Linked DNA regions of Homo sapiens: region 2 is linked to region 1. A link is an interaction called in ENCODE POLR2A ChIA-PET data of the cell type or tissue named here. Cell type or tissue: Panc1. All regions are shown on one strand. Links, peaks and the distances in the headings refer to the core of each region. The heading gives the core; the rest is flanking DNA.

Evidence for each region. Peaks named below come from ENCODE experiments on the same cell type or tissue, not always from the same donor. Only the 100,000 strongest peaks of a DNase experiment are listed, where the experiment ranks them.
Region 2: POLR2A ChIA-PET joins it to region 1 with 12 read pairs; 5 of 35 experiments call an interaction of 5 or more read pairs at or near these places.

What each region holds. Positions count from the first base shown.
Region 1 is chr15:51,147,779-51,150,705 of GRCh38, reverse strand. The region is part of intron 1 of MIR4713HG (MIR4713 host gene); the gene reads right to left. Among named protein-coding and RNA genes, the nearest start is that of TNFAIP8L3, 54 kb to the right of the region's middle. In Panc1, for the core only: no CTCF peak of the experiment used is centred there; no DNase peak of the experiment used is centred there.
Region 2 is chr15:51,095,374-51,098,300 of GRCh38, reverse strand. All of the region lies in intron 1 of MIR4713HG (MIR4713 host gene), which reads right to left. LOC124903491 (a long non-coding RNA gene) reads right to left here. Exons shown (of 2, transcript XR_007064631.1): 2 at 1,819-2,512. It also overlaps a transcript of TNFAIP8L3 not described here. Among named protein-coding and RNA genes, the nearest start is that of TNFAIP8L3, 1.9 kb to the right of the region's middle. In Panc1, for the core only: no CTCF peak of the experiment used is centred there; no DNase peak of the experiment used is centred there; H3K27me3 peaks cover 1,673 bases.

The DNA of each region.
Region 1 (2,927 bases), core at 244-2,743:
CCAGCTATCCCAGCACCATTTATTGAATAGGGAGTCCTTTCCCCATTACTTATTTTTGTCAGCTTTGTTGAAGATTAGATGGCTGTAGGTGTACGGCTTTATTTCTGGGCTCTCTATTCTGTTCCATTGGTCTATGTGTTTGTTTTTGTACCAGTACCATGCTGTTTTGGTTACTGTAGCCTTCTAGTATAATTTGAAGTCAGGCAATGTGATGCCTCCAGCTTGGTTCTTTTTGCTTAAGATTGCTTTGACTTTTCTAGCTGAAAAGAACATTCCCATATGTTGTGCTTTGTCTGAATGTCTTCAGAATACAATCTGATCAAGTCTATTAACATTTCATCTACGCTTTGACCCAGAAACTCACTTTTAGGAATCTACCCTTTGGGAATACACACACATTCAAGGATATTTGTACATAGATATTTCTTGCAGCATTATTGATAATAGTGCACAGTTAGAGGCATCTTTAATGTCTACCAATAGAGGAATGGTTATATACAGTACAGAATATTCATATTATGTGATACTATGCTTTCTATCAATAAATGAGATAGGACTGTTTTGAATATGGATATTCTTGAGTGAAAACAGAAAGTTGCAGAACATTATGTATAAATCCACATATACCCAAAATGAGATCAAAGCATTTAGGGAGTAGTGAATTAAATACATTTTATTTAATAATCGGTAATTACATTGTTAATATTCTTCAATGTATTTACCTTTGCATGTTCATATTATTCTAGCACTTTTAGTGCCTGCTGAAATATTATTTGAACATCTCTTTTAAAATTGCCTTGCAATGATGGCCTGTTTTGTCAGACTTGATGACTTGGTGTCAGATCCTCTCCTTTCATGGTTTATTTCAATCTGGATAATAGCCAGAAGTCCTACAGTAACAAAATGGTCATAAACACACTTCATTATATTTTTATCTCCCCAAATTGCCAAGGATTAAGCTTGTACTAAGTTGTATTCAGCTCAAAAGGCAAACTTCCCAAAGAACATTAACAGTGTAGGCCAACACCAATGAAGCTCACAGTGCCCTGGAGTGTGATAACCATGAAGACTCTGGATACTCAGCACAGAAGGTTCTCAAAATAAGTCTAGCATCCAGACACCCTCCATCCAGACATATCTGTTGGTGGTGGCCCTGTTGGACAATCTATTCTAGCTGACCTCATACACATAGGAGAAGATGGAAAAGGCACACTGAAATGCCATTAAGGGTTTCACTTGGGGATGAGGAGTGGAAGAAGGGGGGCTTGATAGGGACTTTATTTCATGTATAAACCTTTATATTGTTTGCATTTTTCAATGACTATGTACCAACTCAATTAAAAATATTTTCACAAATTGAACAACCATCACCAAAAGGAATGACTCAATAAGCATTGTGGTAACCATGTTTTGCCTCATGGGAGATCTGCATTCTGCTTGGACTCAATATGGAAGTTACTCTTTTAACCAAAGAAATCAAGGATGAAGGCCCCACCACTGCCATGTTGGAGTTATAATATTGAGTGTTCAAATTAAAGAGCTGTAGAAGCAAAACTGCAGTGACACAAATAAAGAAAGGGAAGCCATTGGGGAGTAATAAGTAGTTAGTAGCAAGCAGTTAGCAAAAAGCATATTGAAAGATGCAATATCTTTTAAATACCAATGATGGAGCCTGCTTTTAAAAAGAACTTCCAGCAAGTAAAAGCAGATCATTTTGAAATGCCTTTGAAAGTTGTTTCCACCATTATTTTTCTACATTCACTCCTGGTTTGCTTTCATATGGTATTTATCACAATTTGAAGTTATTCTAATTATTGTCCACTTATTTTTTGTCTCACCCATAAAATGTAAGTCCACAGGAATAGGGACCCTATCTGTCAATTACACTCTCTGGCAAATAATAGATGCTCAATTGATTTGTTGGATGACTGTGTGGATTAATGAAAATAATAATAAAGACCCTGATATAAGGAAATAACAACCTCAGAACAATCTACTGTGGGACAAAAATAGAATAGAAACTCATTTGCGATAAAAAATAAAAAGAGTCCTGCAGGTCATAAGAAGAGATTTGCACCAGAGATTAGAGAGACTATACTAATGGTTTTTACTAGTTCCTTAGTGAAGAAAAATTACAAATTAATACCTTGGTTTTACTTCCTAAGTCAATACCTAAAACTTATAAATGGTTGCATACACATATATGTTAACAAGTCAATTGTTATATAAAGCATACAGATTCTTCCATCCATAATGTGAGCTGGGTGTTTGGAAAGAGCATGGGTTTGGGGCAAGACCAATGTGGGTATGAATTACAGCCCCAACTCCATAAAAGAGCATGTGTGGTCCTGATTCAAACAAACTGTGGGGAAACATTGATGAGACAATTGGGGAGATTTGAACACTGGTAGAAAGATGACTTTAGGGAATTTTTCATTTGGACAGGTGGTGATAATAGCATTGTGGTTACATTTAAAAACAGGCCTCATCTATGTAGGCACATGTGTTGTAGATGAAGTGGTATAATGTCTGGGATTTGCTTTAGAATAATTGGGATGAGGGCTAGTTAGGAGAATGGATAAAAAAAGATCAACCATAAGTTGATGCTTGTTGAAGCTGGGTTGTTGGCTGCACAAAACTTCACCATTTTTTCTTTTCTTTCTATTTTTGTATAAATTTGAAAAATTTTCATAATCAAAAGTTAAAAAACAAATCACTATGTATGTAAAAGTTAGAGTAACACCATGTGAGTGATGCTAGGTAAGTTTCCAGCCTTCTCTGAGCTTCAGTTTCCTTGTCTGAAAATTGGGATAATAGTAGCAACTACCTTGTAGATTGCTACGAGGTTTCAATAATGAAATACAGATATAAAACTTGGAACAGTGTCTGGCACATAGCAAGAGCTCATAAATAGCAATTGTTGATAT
Region 2 (2,927 bases), core at 283-2,782, 52 kb after region 1:
GTGTGAAAAGTATCTCCTTCCCTCCTCCCACTGCTGAAGGTTTGCAGACAGCTCCCTTTCCATCCCACAAGAGGAGACAGGCAGATGAGTCATAGCACTGGCTCAGATTAAAGGAGTATTATTGTGTTAGCAGAAATGGATCTATTTTATTATCTGTTTCTTGACACCTTACAAATAGATACGCTTTACCCACCAGACAGGCAATTTCCTTAAAAAGCCAACAATTTTGTTCACTCTAGTTAAGAAATGACCAATGAGTGGTAGAAACTCGTATATCTGAAGAGCTGCCAGGCTGAAAAGATGTAGTGGAAACACTGAGGAAGGTGGCTTATAACCCTCAGACTCTAGATTCAAGTCTGCAAAGTGATGCCATTTTTCTAAAAATATACAGAGGAACTACAGAAACCCTTTCCCTTTTTCTCTTTCTTAAGAGTTTTTCCCCCCCCACAAGAAATATATCAGAACTGGTTTGTAAAAGGAGATTCACCACCTCAGATTTCACTGTTTTAGTGGGGTTGATGGTCATAGGATACTATTTTAAGGACTTCCTTCTCTTACACAGATTTTTCCATACTGGGAGGAGAGATAAGGTATGTTCCACTAATGTTCCTCATTAAACTCACACGCATGCCAGTAGTCATTTCCCTTTGTCTTGCTGTCCCATGACAACAGATTGTACATCATAGGAAATTGGAATCGAGACCTTGTTTAGTTTGGATCTCTCTTCCCCATTGTCTAATTCCACATTCAATTCAATTTTTCATTCTATGTCTGCCTCGTTTAGCAGAAATATACTATGAATGAATATAGGAGCAGGTAAATGAATAGGCATTATCTAAGAACTTCACTCAAAGACTTTTCAGGATACCTTGACCAGTTCTTTCTCTCCCCCCCATGCCCAAAGCATTTATCTCTGGGTCAAAATGTGCTAGATACTTAATGAAGACCTGACGACTGATGAGCATACATGTGTTGTAAATGTGTGTTCTCAGTACATTGTTTACTGTTGATCAAATTCCAGTAGCTTCTCTGTTTCCTTTTTGCTGTTATTCATACATGTCTCTGTGGTCTGTCTCCCTCACACTGCAACCCAGGCTACCTGTCCATTAAAACAAAAGCAAAACCAAAAAAGCTTCCATGAAGTGCAAGGAAAGGAGGTCTAAGGAAACAGGGAAAGTTTCACATTTCCTGTTATTGAATCTAGGCACAACCTTTAGAGGAAGCTGAATGCCTTTTGAATCCCATATGCTCTGTTCTGTGAAGCTATCATTGTTGTTTTACCTTATAACTGAAAAGCTATTATGGCAAACTTTTTAAATGATCCCAGCTATTTGTTTTTCGAGTATCATCTTGTATCCAAATTTTGCCATTACTTTTTTCTTTCTTTCTTTTTTTTTTTTTTTTTTTTTGAGACAGCGTGTTGCTCTTGTTGCCCAGGCTGGAGTGCAATGGCACGATCTCGGCTCACTGCAACTTCCGCCTCCTGGGTTCAAGCGATTCTCCTGCCTCAGCCTCCCGAGTAGCAGTGATTACAGGCATGCACCACCACACCTGGCTAATTTTGTGTTTTTAGTCGAGACAGAGTTTCTCCATGTTGGTCAGGCTGGTCTCAAACTCCCGACCTCAGGTGATCCACCCGCCTCAGTTTCCCAAAGTGCTGGGATTACAGGCGTGAGCCACCGTGCCCGGCCCCCACTTTTTTCTTTTCATTAAAAAATGCAACTCTAAAATATTTTGTTTTTCTAAATGGGATCCATTCAATCTAAAAATTAGTGTTCTTTCCAGTTATCAAACATTCACTGTGTGCCAGGCATTGGGTAATAGCTTTCATACTCATTATTTCATTTATTTACAAACACCCTATGAAGGAGACACCAACACTTGAGGAAACCGAGAGAGGTTTAGCCATTTGCCCAAGATAACACATCCACTGTGGGGCTCTTTTGACCATTTCATCAATATCCATCCAACTTGTATCACTAGAGTCCATGAGCTTGGCCATCCTTTGTTTTCTGAAAACACAAAGTAGAGTGGTATTTGCACTCTGTTAAGCCCACACTTCACTAAAGACGGCAGCCTTCAGGTAGACCAGAAGCCAAAACTCACTTATGACACTGTACCATAGCAGTCAGGAGCAGATCTGGACATCAGACCTGATTTCAAGTCCCAGTTCACCCACCTACTGGACGACCTGAGACCACAGGGACATCATCTGCTGTCTCTGAGACTTTTCCCATCTGTAAAATGGGAATGAAAATAAGTTGAATTCTATGAACTTGCCAACTTTCAACCATATTCTACTTCCAAAAAGTATTTTCAAATGGTGCAACCTAAATTCTTCACTGGGTCATTGTACAGATTAGATGAGGACACAAAGGGAAATGTTCAGTAAGTGGCGCTTTTTAGCAGACTTTTTCTTCTTGATTTTCTTTTGCTCTGGCCAATAATTTGCATTCTCTGGGCAGACTTTACAAGCAGAGAACCCAGCTTGAGGCTTTGTGAGTGTAGGAGCCTATAATAGGGAGGCAATAAGAGCATATAGATAACCAAGAATTAACAACAACAAAAAAGGCCTCGGTGCTCCGTGCATTTCCCCCCTCGTTTGGGCTCTTAATTAGTAAATAGGTTTACAAATGCTTTTTTTTTTCCTTTCATAAAGGATGGTGTTACGGAAGTTTAGCACTCTGTGTTTAATCCCATCAACAAAGAAAAGCTTTTAAAATTAATTCTGGCCCCTCTAGTCGAGGGCGCGAAATAGCACGGCTGCTTGATTGGCAGGGTGGCTCCAACCTTCCAGGCGAGCCAGTGTTCAGACTCACCGAGCCCCCGGAACCCGCTTCACCACCGCTTGCCCCACCTGCCCTGCCCTCGCTGGCAGAAGACTCAAACAGCCGGAGTTAGCATTACCTGCCTGTGTGTTTACTTCG